2 separate regions of the Homo sapiens genome follow, and region 1 is linked to region 2. A link is a contact called in ENCODE Hi-C or POLR2A ChIA-PET data. All regions are on one chromosome and are shown on one strand. Each heading gives the region's core, a stretch centred on a gene start or an enhancer-like site at or near the end of the contact. The rest is flanking DNA. Distances are from core to core; before and after follow the strand shown. Region 1 has its middle 50 kb from the start of THEMIS. Region 2 overlaps PTPRK (protein tyrosine phosphatase receptor type K).

Evidence for each region. A loop is a pair of places that touch in the nucleus more often than their neighbours do. ChIA-PET counts read pairs that join two places held with the same protein, here RNA polymerase II (POLR2A). Pooled maps may share reads with other maps.
Region 1: a loop to region 2 is called in a pooled map, with 2.9 times the contacts of the local background. The contact joins two enhancer-like sites. A Hi-C loop is called at or near these places in 7 of 37 single-sample maps with no recorded cell type and 8 of 50 pooled maps. POLR2A ChIA-PET finds 5 or more read pairs at or near these places in 2 of 52 experiments (BJ and naive thymus-derived CD8-positive, alpha-beta T cell).

Annotation. Positions count from the first base shown.
Region 1 is chr6:127,946,737-127,954,398 of GRCh38, forward strand. No RefSeq gene overlaps it. Among named protein-coding and RNA genes, the nearest start is that of THEMIS, 50 kb to the left of the region's middle. Within about 2 kb of position 4,200, at least 3 of the 41 ENCODE cell types and tissues checked have a DNase peak (open chromatin) inside an H3K27ac peak, as active enhancers do.
Region 2 is chr6:128,235,749-128,243,092 of GRCh38, forward strand. It overlaps PTPRK (protein tyrosine phosphatase receptor type K), which reads right to left. Exons shown (of 30, transcript NM_002844.4): 4 at 6,773-6,854; 5 at 4,287-4,402. Among named protein-coding and RNA genes, the nearest start is that of PTPRK-AS1, 210 kb to the left of the region's middle. RefSeq lists a silencer at 4,416-4,710. Within about 2 kb of position 5,568, at least 2 of the 41 ENCODE cell types and tissues checked have a DNase peak (open chromatin) inside an H3K27ac peak, as active enhancers do.

The DNA of each region.
Region 1 (7,662 bases), core at 2,950-5,449, 290 kb before region 2:
ATCTGAAATCACTGACTGAAGGAGAGGCTGATTGACCATGAGAAAGGAACCTGCAGCACCATGGCAGGTATACAGATAATAGTTTCCCCGGTCCCTCTCCAAAAGGAACCACTACCATTTGCTCAAGTACCTGTACATCAGAAAAACGAGAATACTCAAAATATTAGAGGACTGTAGGAAGTATCCACATTCCCTACCCTCATTAGAGTGATGGGTATGGGAGTAAGATGTTAAGTGTAGTCCTGTCCCAGATCCAACTCACAGTGAGATCACTTATTCCATGGACACATCCTGTAGTCATTTCTCTAGTCTCCAAATGTCCGATTCAATGGATATCTTGGTGGCTGGAAAAGCTCCACATTGGTTTCTTGATCTGTGAGATGAGAACTATGTGTAGTGGGGGGAAATCAAGGGGATTTCTCTGAAACTTCCTCACAAGAGAGTAAGTCAAGACTAATATTGCCCAACTCAATGAGTGTACTAAAACACATTGAGTTATGCAGTTTAAATAGGTGAATAGTATGATATGTTAATTATATCTCATTAAAATGTTTAAAATTGCAATTTGGGGAAATGGCATACAGTAATGTTACCTTTAGACACCTAGAAAATGCACCTTAACATATCTCCATTTCATTTACCAATCTGGCACCTAGAGAAACCAGATACATCCTCTTGGTAACGGTGGTTACTGCAAACTCAATTAAGCAGCAACTCCAATTAAAATTGGCATTTCAGATATATTATCTTTACTAGCACAAATTAACATGGACTTGGGAACATGGTATATAGCCATTGACCTAGCAAATTTGTTATTTTCATTTCTATCAGGGAAGAGGACCTAAAGTAGTTCACATTCACATGAGATAAGCAATAGCATCTATTTGTGATCTTGCCCTGGAGCTGCAGTATTTCTGACACTCTGTTGTAATATAGCTGGAAGCAACCTGCACATTTGGACATTTCCAAAAAAAAAAAGAATTCTTTCAATTCAATGAAAAACTGCTAATTAGACCTGATGAACAAGAAATGGCAAATACATCGTAGGCTTTGGTAAGAAACAATCACTTCTGATGGCAGCAGAGAAACTCTACAAAGAATCAGTGACATGCCACATCAGTAAAGATTTTAAGAGTTTAAGAGGCAGGCCGGGTGCAGTGGCTCCCACCTGTAATCCCAGCAATTTGAGAGGCCAAGGAGGGTGGATCACGAGGTCAAGAGATCGAGACCATCCTGGCCAACATGGTGAAACCCTGTCTCTACTAAAAATACAAAAATTAGCTAGGCGTGGTGGCAGATGCCTGTATTCCCAGCTACTTGGGAGGCTGAGGCAGGAGAATCACTTGAACTGGGGAGGTGGAGGTTGCAGTGAGCCAAGACTGCACCACGGCACTCCAGCCTGGCAACGGAGCCAGACTCTGTCTCATAAAAAAAAAAAAAAAAGAGACAGGGACTGGTTGGAATCCTGTCATGACCATCATTTTGAAGGAAAAAAAAAGAGTGTAGCGGTGGGTCAGACTGAGACATACAAATATAAAGAACAAAGAACTGTCCAAATTAGAGAACTAAGAATTGCATTTTGAGCCGCTAAAGTAGAAGGATGTGTAATGCCTAGCAGAACTCTCCCAATTCTGGAGGCAGTATATATGCCATACTTGGGAAAACTATATCATCCCATTTACTGATAAGGAAGGTTACTGACTTTAAACGGGGTCCAGAGCAGGAAAGGGCACTGCAACAGTTCCGAGCTGCCGTGCATACAAGCATTCCTGCTGCTTGGGCCCTTCGATCTGGCAGACCTTCTTATGTTAAAGTTATCTGTGTTGGGAAAGATGCCATATGGCATTTAGGGTACCACCAAATAGAAGAGTAACAGTATGGGTTCTGGAGCAACAGTATGGGTTCTAAACATCTCCATATTGTCTGATGTTTAGATGATTGAGCATCATTCTAAAAATAGATGTTGGTTTTTGACTGGGTCCTGGTAGAAATGGAGCATCTGAACCTGGATGCACAGTGACAGAACTACCCACCTTGAGTTGGGTTATCTCAGACCCACCAAGTCATAGGGTCAATCAGACCTAGCAGTAATCAATCCATTGTAAAATGGAATTGGTATCACTTGGAGCAAGCAACAGTAGTGAAGTCAACTGCACAATCGAATAGTTCAGAAGTCTGTGCCATCCACTACTGCTGCACCAGTACCCTTCTCTCATCAAACAGCTATAGTAAATGAGAGAAGTCTTTTATGGCCAGCTGACACAGGAGGCAGAGGGCCATGCAAAGTTCATAAATTGGTTAGTTCAGCACATGGGTGCACGTTGACAATAGACTGCTATTCTACTGCAGGCCCACTTAGTGGTGGCCTTGAAAGACAGTGGCTAGAAGAAGAAATTATAGCACTCAGTAAAGTTTTGGGCAGTGCCTCTGGTCATGCACTTTGCAGGAAAATATAAGTAGACATATATGCATGGATTCATGGATAATGACCAGTGGCTTGGATCTTTGCTTGGGGCCCTGGAATGAAAAAAAAAATTGTAAGATTGCAGACAAGGAGATTTGGGGAAGATATATGTGGGTAGAATTATCAGAGAAAGCATATTGCATATTAAAACTAGAGAATATCCACCGAAACCGAGTGGACAGAATTATACAGCTAATCGATGTTTACACAGCTTCTGTTCTTAGCCACTGCCAAATGGCTGGGGTGACAGCCACTGACAGGTGGTTGCAAGTTCAGTACATTGGATTTCATCTATGCTAGAATAACCAGTGATTTATGTTGATTGGAATCAACAGTTATTCTGGGTATGGGTTACCTTTTCTGCTTGAAGGGCTTTAACCAGTACCATTCTCCAAAGGTTTATAGAGTTTTGATCCACCAATACAGATCCCATGTAACAGTAAATAAAACCAAAGGAACTATTTTAAAGCAAAGGAAGTTCATCAGCAAGCTCATGGTCACGGGATTCACTTGTCCTCTTACTTTCTATACTACCCAGAAACCATCAGATGATGGAGTGATAGAGTAGCTTATTAAAAGTACAGATGCAGCACCAGTTTGGATGTAAAGATGAGGCACCAACTTGGATAATAGGGCACTATCTTTCATGATGAGACACTTAACACATTGATATTCATTATATTGTGTTGTGCTCCCCATATGTAAATACATTGCAACAGGAACCAAGGGGTGAAAGTAAGAGTGGCCTCAATGATCATCAAGCTGAGTGACTTACTTGGAAGTTTGTATTCTGTACCTTTAACTCTAGGCTCTTTTAGCTTTAGAGATTTAGGAACACTCCCTCCCACCAAAGGACAAAGTGAGAGTCCCATTAAACATTAAGTCAAAGTTGACCTCTGGTTACCTTAGTCTCTTTATACCTAGAGCTTGGTGGGAAAAGAACAATGTCAACATCCTTGCAGGTATAATTGATCCTGATCTTCAGGGGGAGACAAGGCTGATGGTATACAATGTGGGCAGGGAAGGATTCATTTGGCATCAAAGTGATGCACTGGCGTATCTGTTGGTGTCCACTATTAACAGGTAATAGTCAAGTATAGCAGCTGTGCTTGAGAAATACATGGGGATTAGGAGCTCTCACTCCTCTTGGACGAAGGTCTGCATCACTCAACCACGTGAGCCATCAAGACAAGCAGAGGAGCTAGTTAAGGGTGAAGCAAACTTAAAATGATAAATATCCTTGAAATTAGCCACAGCACCGGAGTTTGTAGTTTGTACTGTTAATCTTCCTCTTGTATGTTTCCCTGGTGGTAGAGACCAACCATAATCTTGTAGGAGCTGCCTCCAGACAGGGTGAATTCACTACATTATATGAAGTAAAAGATCCAGAGACACACAGGAGTGAACTGTAGTGAACGCTATAGCGTTAGACACACAACTTTCTTTAAGGCCATGCACCCATCATCCAGCTGCCAGAATTGTTGACTACTGACAGCACTTAGCTGAATGCCCCTCCAGATATCACCCATGGTTGGTGGAAGCTTCCTCATTTAAGGTTCTGTCCTTTGCCTCTGGGTAGGCTGCAGCCAATGACCGGTTCATGGAGCGATACAAAGGCCTGGCCTCTGCCTCAATGGAGGCAACCCTGAAGAGGCACCCGAGACTTGTTAGAACTGCCTGGTGGTTAAACTCCTTCTGCTCAATCCTGCTTCCCTCAACTGGCATGTGTGTAGTTCTCAGGAACACTACCCAACACACTGCCTGCATGCTAATCTCCATTTCCGGGTCTCTTTTTGGGGAAGCTAACCTGCAACATTTGCCAACTCTGCTAGAATAATACTTCCTTTTTTTCTTACCTAGCCATTATAAATGTATACGTGATGTTATTCTTTCTCGGACAATAAATAGTACTTTTAAACTCATGTTTAAATGATTCTTTCATGTCTCCTGAAGGCCTGGTGTCAAATTCCACTGAACCCTCTTTCCTTTGCCTTTTTCCTAAGATTGCCAGACCTGGGTACCTGCAGGCACAGCTGAGGAGACCTGGCATTTTCTCATCTACTCTTCAAAAGTGCCATGATCTAGTTCCTCTATTGCTACAGCAATAGCATAAAGACAAACCTTGCAATGGCCTCTTTTAATATGAAACAATTCAGTTTTTACTTTACCAAAGCCACCAATTTCCTGTACTTTTAAGCCTTTGTCTCACTTCAAGAACCACAAAACACAATCATTAACAAACACCAACAGTATTTCTCAGTCTTAATTCAAGTTTGATGTTTCAGTTTAAGTTCTACCACAGAAAAAAGTCTCCAGAAAAGTGTCCTTTTTGGTTGCCTGGATAACTTTTCATTAACAAAATAAAGTCCAAACTCCTGTCAATGTTAGGTCCTTTGTGCTTTGTCTTTAAATGAATCTCCACTCTGATCCTGCTAAACTGATTGGTATACAATTTATATCTCGTCCATTTTTTGTAGTACTCTCCTCTCTCATGGCTCTTCCACCTATTAGTCAAGCCCCATCTCTTATAACATCTGTGATGAAGTTTTGTATGACCAACAGAGAGAAAAACAGAGTGGTGGGCCCCCAATCGCTTATGGGAGAAAGACCATAATCCCTCCCACAGCTTGGAAGGTCCTGTATGGGACAGCTTCTCTGTCCAACTCCAGCTTTCTCTGGCACATTGCTTTCTGAGTTTCAGTCCCATTCACATTTTTCTCTTTGTAGCACCGACGTTCTTCCTGCCAAAGGGTTATTTGGATACCTTTCCTCATACTTCTTACATTGCCTCTGTCCTGGAAGCTCTAGTCTTTTGCAAGAGCTTCCTCATATTCTTTCAGATCTAATATCAGTTTTCACTTCCTCAGGGAAACTTTACCCTATTTCCCAGAATAGGTAAGAATTCCATTACGTGCTCTCACAGAACCCATAATTCTGCTTATAGCTGTAGCTATGTTCTAGTTACCCTGTATTTCTTATTTAGTGCTTTTCTTATTAACTTAGTCAAGGTTTGGGTAGAAAATCAGAAATAGGCACTTTATGACAAGCATGGTGACTCACATCTGTAATCCTAGCACTTTAGGAGGCCGAGGCAGGTGGATCGCTTGAACCCAGGAGTGTGAGACCAACCTGGGCAACACAGCGAAACCCCATCTCTACAAATAATACAAAAAATTAGTGGGGCATGGTGGCCTGCACCTGTGGTCCCAGCTACTCAGGAGGCTGAGGTGGGAGGATTGTTTGAGCACAGGAGGTCGATGCTGCAGTGAGCCATGTTCATGCCACTGCACTCCAGCCTGGACAACAGAGTGAGACCATATCTCAAAAATAAATAAATAAATAAATAAGACATACCCACTTTAGGCCAGGCGTGGTGGCTCACACCTGGAATCCCAGCACTTTGGGAGGCCGAGGCGGGTGGATCACGAGGTTAGCAGATCGAGTCCATCCTGGCCAACATGGTGAAACCCCATCTCTACTAAAATACAAAAAATTAACTGGGTGTGGTGACGTGCGCCACTAGTCTCAGCTACTCAGGAGGCTGAGGCAGGGGAATCGCTTGAACCCAGGAAGTGGAGGTTGCAGTGAGCCGAGATAGCACCACTGCACTCTAGCCTGGCAACAGAGCAAGACTCCAACTGAAAAAAAAAAAAAAAAAGACATACCCCACTTTAGGTATGTCGAGGAGGAAGGGACTAAATATAGGAATGTAAGACTTACACAAGACTTTGGAAGGGAGGAAGAGCAAAGCCTGGGAGGAAACTGACATCAGAATTCAGGAGCCCATAAAGTGCAGGAGTCATTTGTGATCTGGGCTGAGCCTCTGTGGTGAATTTGTAAGCTAAGGCCTAAAAGCTGCTGGCAAAACCTCCTATGAGCCATCTGCCAAAGCCCATGCAGTTCTCTTACACGCCGTAGGAGATTACTACCTTCTGCTTCTTTTCTTCCTTCTAAATCTCTTGCAAACCTCTCTCATTACCAGAATCTAATCTGCTGGTAAGCATTTTAGGCAATGTAGTTCGGCAGCTTCTAGAACAAGTTTGACAAACATTTCTATAAAAAGCCAGATAGTCAATATTTTAGGCTTTAGCTATTGTAGTATAGATTGCACCCACACTAACATTTGAGTTTTGGATAATGATTACACATTACAAACTCCTAGTTTTCATTTGATTCTTCCCCAAAACCTTTTTTTTTTCTTTCTTTTTTTTTTTGAGCTGAGGCCTTTCTCTGTTGCCCAGGCTGGAGTGCAGTGGCATGATCTCGGCTCACTGCAACCTCCACCTCCCAGGTTCAAGCAATTCTCCTGTCTCAGCCTCCCGAGTAGCTGGGATTACAAGTGCCTGCAACCATGTCCGGCTAATTTTTTGTGTTTTTAGTAGAGACGGGGTTTCACCATGTTGGCCAGACTGGTCTTGAACTCCTGACCTCAGACAATCCACCCACTTTGGCCTCCCAAAGTACTGGGATTACAGGTATGAGCCACTGCGCCTGGCCCCGCTAAACCATTTTAAAATGTAAAAATTATTAATTTGTGATCAGGACAAACAGGTGGCAGGTTAGATTTGGCCCATAGGCAGTTGTTTGCCAACCCTTTGTCTAGACCCTGCAAAACAAGAAGGGTCTTGTACCTAACTAACAAAACTACAATTGTTTTATCATCTCAATGGTATCATAGATGTGAGTTCAGGAAGAGGAGGTGAAGAGCAGGAGCAGATGCTAGAGGATTCTGAGCCACCACTCCTGAAATATACTTGTGGTTTCTTCACATTTTCAAATTCAGTCTTATATTCATATGTATAAGTTACATTTAATCACGAAAAACGGCTGCACACATCCCACTTCGTAATTCTATGGGTCAGATAGCACTCAGTTCTTAATGGTAGCTCCATACCTATATCGCTGGTGTTCCATACCACCATCATCTGCTTCTTTTCCACCAGGGCCAAGAAACAAACTAAAAGCAGCCTTACCAATGGAGGATAGTAGTTTGAAGAAGAGGAATTAGCCTTACTCTAAAACCTCAGCGGTCTGGTGATGTCATTGTTGCTGGCAACAGATTTTATCCCTTTCTGCCACAAATACTTCAAGTACAATTCACTTTGCTGGGTCACAGGTCTAAGTGATGGGTCAGCTTGCACAGAAGCCTGGACCTGCTGCATAACCCCACCTTGCTCTAAATATCCCTTGGAACAGGT
Region 2 (7,344 bases), core at 4,318-6,817:
ATGGCTCAATGATCTAGGATAGCCCCAAGCAGATGAACCTCCTTCTGACATATTGTCAGAAGGACAATAGTAGCCTAATGCTACATCACACTGCCTATGTCATTCACCTCACTTATTCTCATTATGAGTTATTTTATCATTTCACTTCATCCTAAGGAGGGTGAGTAAAGTACAAAGATATGCTACAAGAGCTCACATTCATATAACTTTTATTACAGTATATTGTTATAATTGCTCTATTTTATTATTGTTAATCTCTTACTGTGTCTAATTTATTAATTAAACTTGATCATAGGTATGTATATATAGGAAAAAAACAGTATATGTGGGGTTTGGTACTATGTGTGGTTTCAGGCATCCACTGGGCTTTTTGGAATGTATCCCCCAAGGATAGGAGAACACTACTACAAAATTAAAATGGCTTAGTTCTAAAACTTAGAAGATTTAAAAAATGTCTGTTCATGTGGAAAAAATTTACAAATCATTAACCAAAAAATGCGTTTATATCCAGAATACATGCTACTTCACTGAGCTCTCAATTGAAAAATAATCTGGAAGTTCTCTAAGGGTGACTAAAGACTTTATTCTAAATTTCTTTTTTTTTTTTTTTTTTTTTTTGAGACACATTCTCGCTCTGTCACCCAGGCTGGAGTGCAGTGGCATGATCTCAGCTCACTGCAACCTCCGCCTCCCGGGTTCAAGCAATTCTTCTGCCTCAGCCTGCCGAGTAGCTGGGACTAGATGCGCGCACCACCACGCCCGGCTAATTTTTGTATTTTTAGTAGAGACAGGGTTTCACTATATTGGCCAGGCTGGTCTCCAACTCCTGACCTCATGATCCACCCACCTCGGCGTCCCAAAGTGCTGGGATTACAGGCGTGAGCCACTGCGCCCGACCCTAAATTTCTTTTAGTGCATAAATGTACCGCATAACATATTTTTAAAAACTACTTTCCAGAAAACCTCATGATTTCACCATATTTTTAGTCTACTGACACTCAGGCTTATAAAAACATTCGATGTTGTTTTATGTATCATTAGTTCATTTAGCATGTACAAGAAGGTAGATCTACTTCAAATACTCTACAATTATATAATCCAATTCTTACAAGAAAGAACATTCCCTATAGATACTTTCAGAACTACCATGATATGCATTATGAAATTATCCTAGATTAACTCAGGCAATTCATTGTTTGTGTTTTTCCCTGCATTTTTCAATTTACTCAATTTGTATATTATTTTAGACAACAAAAACGACTGATATATTAATTATAACCTAGAAAGAATACAGAAGTGAGAGAAATTTTTCAGTTTTTCCATAACAAATTATTTAAAATATCAAATATGATCAAGCATTGTGTTCTGTACACCTTTCACAGAGTTATAGTATATCATTTTTCCTTTGAAATAGAAAATTGGCTGTTTTTCTAGTCTTTGTTACTTTAGCCCATATTTAGACAACATTTTGCCAATTGAAGCTCAATACTACATAATGTAAGTTATTTGGAGGACATATAAAGTTGATTGCCATTTGGTATTTTACCTGACCATGGCAGGTATAACAACTGTTGTATTATTCCATTACCTCTGTGGATAGACTGCAGTGACCTTTCATTGAGTGCTTCAAGTACATTCATTCTCAGTACTAGCAGCAGATATTTTGAGCATTTGTTCTCACAATGATACTTAAAGGTACCATTTTTCCCCATGCAAAACGAATTACAAGACTTTTTCATCTTCCACACAAAAAGGTTATCAAGGCCATGTTTCAAGCCACCAAAAATAACGTAAAGACCTAGTTTAGCATCTTACAGCTGGAAGGGATTTTAGTGTCTATTCAGAATCTCCTTTTATAAATAAGCAAATTGAGGCCCAGAACACATAAATGAAATCTCTAAGGCCACTGCAATTAACTGGGTTAAAAGGTTTAGGAGGGTTAGAGTAAAAGTTAGAATTCAGAACTGAGCTTCTTGAACTCTAGGCTGTTATTCTACGTGAAATGAAAATAATCTGACATCTGTTTGCATGAGTTAGCTGGTAGATTCACTTTGGAACCAGAATTCTTCCTGCTTTATTATGTTTTTTTTTACTTTTGGCAAAAGTTGAGCAAGTTTTTTAAGTCACTGCCACCTTCTAATTGATTGATATATAGATAATGATCAATCTTATCTGGTTCATTTTTAAATAATTTCATAATAAAAGTTTTTATTTTAATTTGAAAACACCCTTAGTAATTAATAGATTTCAATATTTCTTGTAGATGGGGAAGACTGATGTAAGTGAATAAGTTAAGGTAATTGATGTGGTGTTATTGAAAAAGGTAAAATAGCTTTTGAATAAATTAAGGTGAATATGCACACTACTGAAGAATGAGGCAATGTCCATGTCAAAGTGGAAGAGAAATACATAAATTCACCATTCTGTAGCAAACGCCAAAAAAAAAAAAAAAAAGAAAAGAAAAAAAAAAGAGGTGAGGTAGGGGAGAAAGCAACATAGAAGTTTCATAGAATATTTTACCTCTCATCTTTGCTACAAAAATGGCAGGAGGAACATTTTTTAAAACCATCATGAAATGGACTATCTACAAAATAGAAAGCAAACAAAAAAAAAAAATGAGCAGTATTGGGACTACCACCCACTCAGACCAGCAGGGTCCAGAAAGTCTTTGTTGCCACAAGGCAGCTGGTGACTGAGGATACAAAACCCTTTTTATTTCAATGTCACATTAAATCCTGAGGCATAAAACCAAGGGCAGACCTACAGAGCCTCTAGATCTCCAAGAAAAGACTATATAGCTCACAACTAAAGCCAAATGCCAGCTAATGTTCCCATCTAAATGAAAAAATCACTAGCAAAACGATTAGAACATATATCTAAAATCATTTTTAAACTATTATTTAGGCATAGGAAGAGAAATAAGAAAACTGACTTGACATTTATTTGATAAAACAGGTTGCACATTATACAACATGCTTTCCAGGAAAAATTATCCTATTTTTCAATCTCTGTAGGAGAAATTACCATAATCACAGAAAAAAGGGACCCTCATCTCCTTTTCATATTTGGACACAAAATATGGTATCCTGACACTTGAAAATCAAATAAGCTATAAAAGTAGTAATAATTAGATTAATATGAAGTACACCTGTTGTAACCTCCAATTGGAATGCTGGAAGAACTTGATGAAATAACACAAATATAACACCCAGCATATCAGTCATTATACAAGGTATTATTTCAATATTCATTTATTATAACCTTTATTACAACCACCTGCAAACTAATAGTTATCCCCAACACTACTTTCACCTATCTAAAGGATGTAGTAAAAAAAAAATCATGATGCCTATGTTGAAGAAATTAAACTCATCTTGTTTTTTTTTTTTTTTTTTTGGTCTCTATTGGCATTCTCATGAATTTAAAATTCACAACTTATTAAATCTCTTTCCTCATTCTGATGCAGAGAACCTAAAAAATAATAATAGAGGTGCTCAGAGAATATTATTACTTACACATCATCTAGCTTCAAATACTTCGCTCAATAGCCATCTGTTTTAGGTCCAGCTTCCTGGCTTTAGAGCTGCTCTCAGCTCCTCCCAGCCCCTAGCACCCTAGCACTGACAGATAGACTTTCTATAAATTCTCTGAAGGCAAGGCATATTTCTTAGTCTATAGTTTTATCTCAGATTCTTTTAAATCTGTTTATATGCACCATTTACAGTTCCCCAACATGTATGTTAAATCATAATTAAATACAAATGTATTAAGGAAGTAATATGTGAAAGGCAAATGTCTTCACCTCAGATCTGTGATTAACCCTCAAACTCAAAAATTTAATTGGCTCTCTTCCAATTCATACTTCCTGAAATATTCCCAAGGGTTTCTTAAAATACTTTAAAGAATTTATCAGAGTATGACAGCTCCTACTTAACTCTTGTAAATTCAGTTTTAAAAATATTATTAAATAAGAAAAAATATCATTCTTATTCATATTTCAAATGGATCTACAGAATTTTTTGCAGTTTGAATATAACAGAGAGAATTGTGTTTCACCAGATCCTAACAAAAATACTTATTAATTATTTGCTCATGTGTTTTATTTCAGAAAAGGAAATCTCTAACATGAATCTGTAATTAAACTCACGCAGACAGCCTGTCCCACTACATGCGTGTGCACACGCACACACACACACACTCAAAAGGATGAGACAACAAACAGTCCTGTTGCAATGTTTTTAAAACATAAAGTATACTCTTTAGCTCAGCTGCCAACTTGGCCTTACCTGGAGCCATAACTTGTTATGCACAGCATCTCTCCCTGTGGCAATGCACTGAAATGTAGCGTTTTGCCCTGCATTCACCTCTACATCCCCTAGACGGAGGAAATGAGGAGATTTATCTGTGAAGGAAGGGAAAAAAAAATGTATTTGTTTTCACATGAAGAAAATATGCCATGTTACTTTTCTCCAGCTGAATATTATCATTAGTGTTTTTACCTTTGGCCAAGACTAACATCAGAAAGAAGAAAACTGAGGGGCTTTTTTTGTGCCGGAAGACACCATTTCCTCTGTGACTCTCATAGTTCTCTTTTTCTCAATAGCTCTATTACTTACTGTTCCATAATTGCTGGAGTATTGTTCTCTACAGAGTGAGCACTCAACAATTGCTGCTGAACTGCTGCCATAGCATGTTGTATATGGATGATAATAAAACAGTTACAAACTTACAAGTCAAAGCAACCAAAAGAGATTAAATTGACATGAAATCAGAACCTAATATAAAGATATAATGAAAACATATAATGATTTCTAAACTACTGGCAGTGACACGGCCATTGAACTTATTAGGCTACATTTTAAGCAGTTAGATCTTTTTTTAAAAAAAACATCAATAGTTATAACCCTCTACAGCACTTCAAAGAACAAGGGAATATTTTTGCTTCTCAGAAAAAGAACACCAGCTAAACTGGTAAACTTTTTTTCTATTCCATTATAACCATAGTATAGTAATCCAAAATAAATACCCATATTAGACTAACAAAAATAATGACTGCAGTCAAAATATAAGTAAGATTTATGACTGACAAGTATCCTCTGAAACTACCTTTTAAAACTGAAGCCTCATCCATGTTTCCCATTGAAAGGAAATTTATATAAACAGCAAAAGCTAAGGCTCATGAGTAAAAAGAAAAGTTCATGGAGGGCCGTATCACCCTAAAACTGCTGTTGTGCTCAATCCACCATTTTCTGTGCACTTATGAAAGCCTTTCCTTAACACCTATCATTCAAGAAGTGAAAAATAAACAGTAGATAAAAACACAGCTCTCTTAAACTACAGATTGAAAGAACTTAGTAAGGCAGCTTGAACTTTAAATGAGATGATTTTGTTCTCTCTTTTCTTAGAATTTACCAACCACCACGTGGTATATATAATCTGACCCTTACTGGCTACATCTTTCTCTAGTGACTTACCTCTCAGGAAGAGATTTAAAATAAGGAATTCTTGAGTTAGAACATGAACTAAAGCAGCAGTTCTCAATTTACGAACTCTAGACCAGCAACATCAGCTGCACTGGAATCAGAAATGCAAATTGTCAGGCCCCACCCCAGACCTATTCAATCAGAACCAGGGGAAGAGCCAAGCAATCTGTGATTTACCACAGCTGTAGGTGATTCCGAAGCACACTAGAGTTTGACAACCACTCAGCAGGAGCACAGGTCTTGGCCCTCACAAGAGGCCCCAGCCTGCTGCTTACAATGTGTTATAGATGCTTCTCAGGGAGGATTGCTGAACAGATAACCCAGAATTCACGGGCCCTATAAAATGCTGCTTTTGGGAAATATAGGCAAAGTCTGAATTTATGCCAGCTGTTTTTTGCCTGGCTCTACTGAATGCATGCAGTAATTGTTTTTCATGGACTGTGATGTAAACACAAATTTAGGTACACCATCTGAAAACCAATCAATGTGCCTCTAAGGGCATAACAAAACTGTGTATTAATAAACCGAGTTTCTTGTTTTGTTTGCTTTCTTTTTTTTTTTTTTTTTGAGACGGAGTCTTGCTGTGGTTGCCCAGGCTGGAGTGCAGTGGTGCAATCTCAGCTCAGTGCAACCTCCACCTCCCAGGTTCAAGTGATTGTCCTGCCTCAGCCTCCTGAGTAGCTGGGATTACAGGTGTGCACCACCACGCCTGGCTAATTTTTTTTTTTTTTTTTTTGTAAGTAGAGATAGGGTTTCACCATTTTGGCCAGACTGGTCTCAAACTCCTGACCTCATGAGTTAGCCAGACATTTATTATGACAGAGGAGAAAAAAAGTAGTCCTAAATTTGGAATAAGGTGAACTAATTATTTCTCTTCATTTCACCCCAGCCCTCAACTCAGATCAAATAACTTCATGAGGCTTCTTTATATTTTCCTTTCTGTTGAACTCTGATTTGCTATTCTTCTCTGTTTTTCTAGACAATTTAATGATGCCAAAAAAATGAACAAGTCCTACTAACAGCTGCCTTTGCATGTATATTTTGTTCTCAGTAATGAAATAATTTAAAAGAATCTCCTAATAGGTATACAATTAGTTACAAGTTTGAAAAATATTTGATTCAAAAACTCTAGAAAGATATCAGTTTCCTTTTAAAACTCAATAGAAGGCTAGGACTAACAATAACAAGAGAGACAGCAAAAACCAAGTGATAAACAATCAATAGTCACTGCCAATATAAGGCAAGTGTGGAAAGGACATAGAAAAATACAATTCTTAATCACAACCTACCACAAGGATAACTCAGTACTTGGATGTCATCAATGGCAATATAACCACTTCTCCCTCCTGAGACTTCAGCTTCAAATATTACCTGTCAAAAAGAAACAGAAAATATTTACAACAATAGTTTTCAAGGAATTTCTACAGTGGAGGGGAATAGCTAAATATATGCAAAAGTAAATCTAATTTTTGTTCAGTAAGAATTAAAAATTTAACCTTATAATGTAAGTAATTTCCTAACTCTTGTACAGGTAAACAAATCAAAATATAAAATTTGAAGAAAAATTACGTTACAGAGGTTAAGCAGCTTAAATTTTTTAAGCAGTTATTACCAAGTATTGTTATATATCCTGAATAGGCAATATATAGGCAGACATAGAAAATCTCTTTAAAGGTAAACTTTCGCATATTGATTTTTTCCATTTTTGTTGTTTACTTAACATACATGGAGCACCTACTATGTGCCAAGCAGTATGTGAACCACTGAACACATTAGTAAGATAATCTGAGTTTTAAACAGCTGAATTTTCAAGGATGAGTGTCAACCAACAGATTATTGATGTTCCAGGCCAAAGGAACAA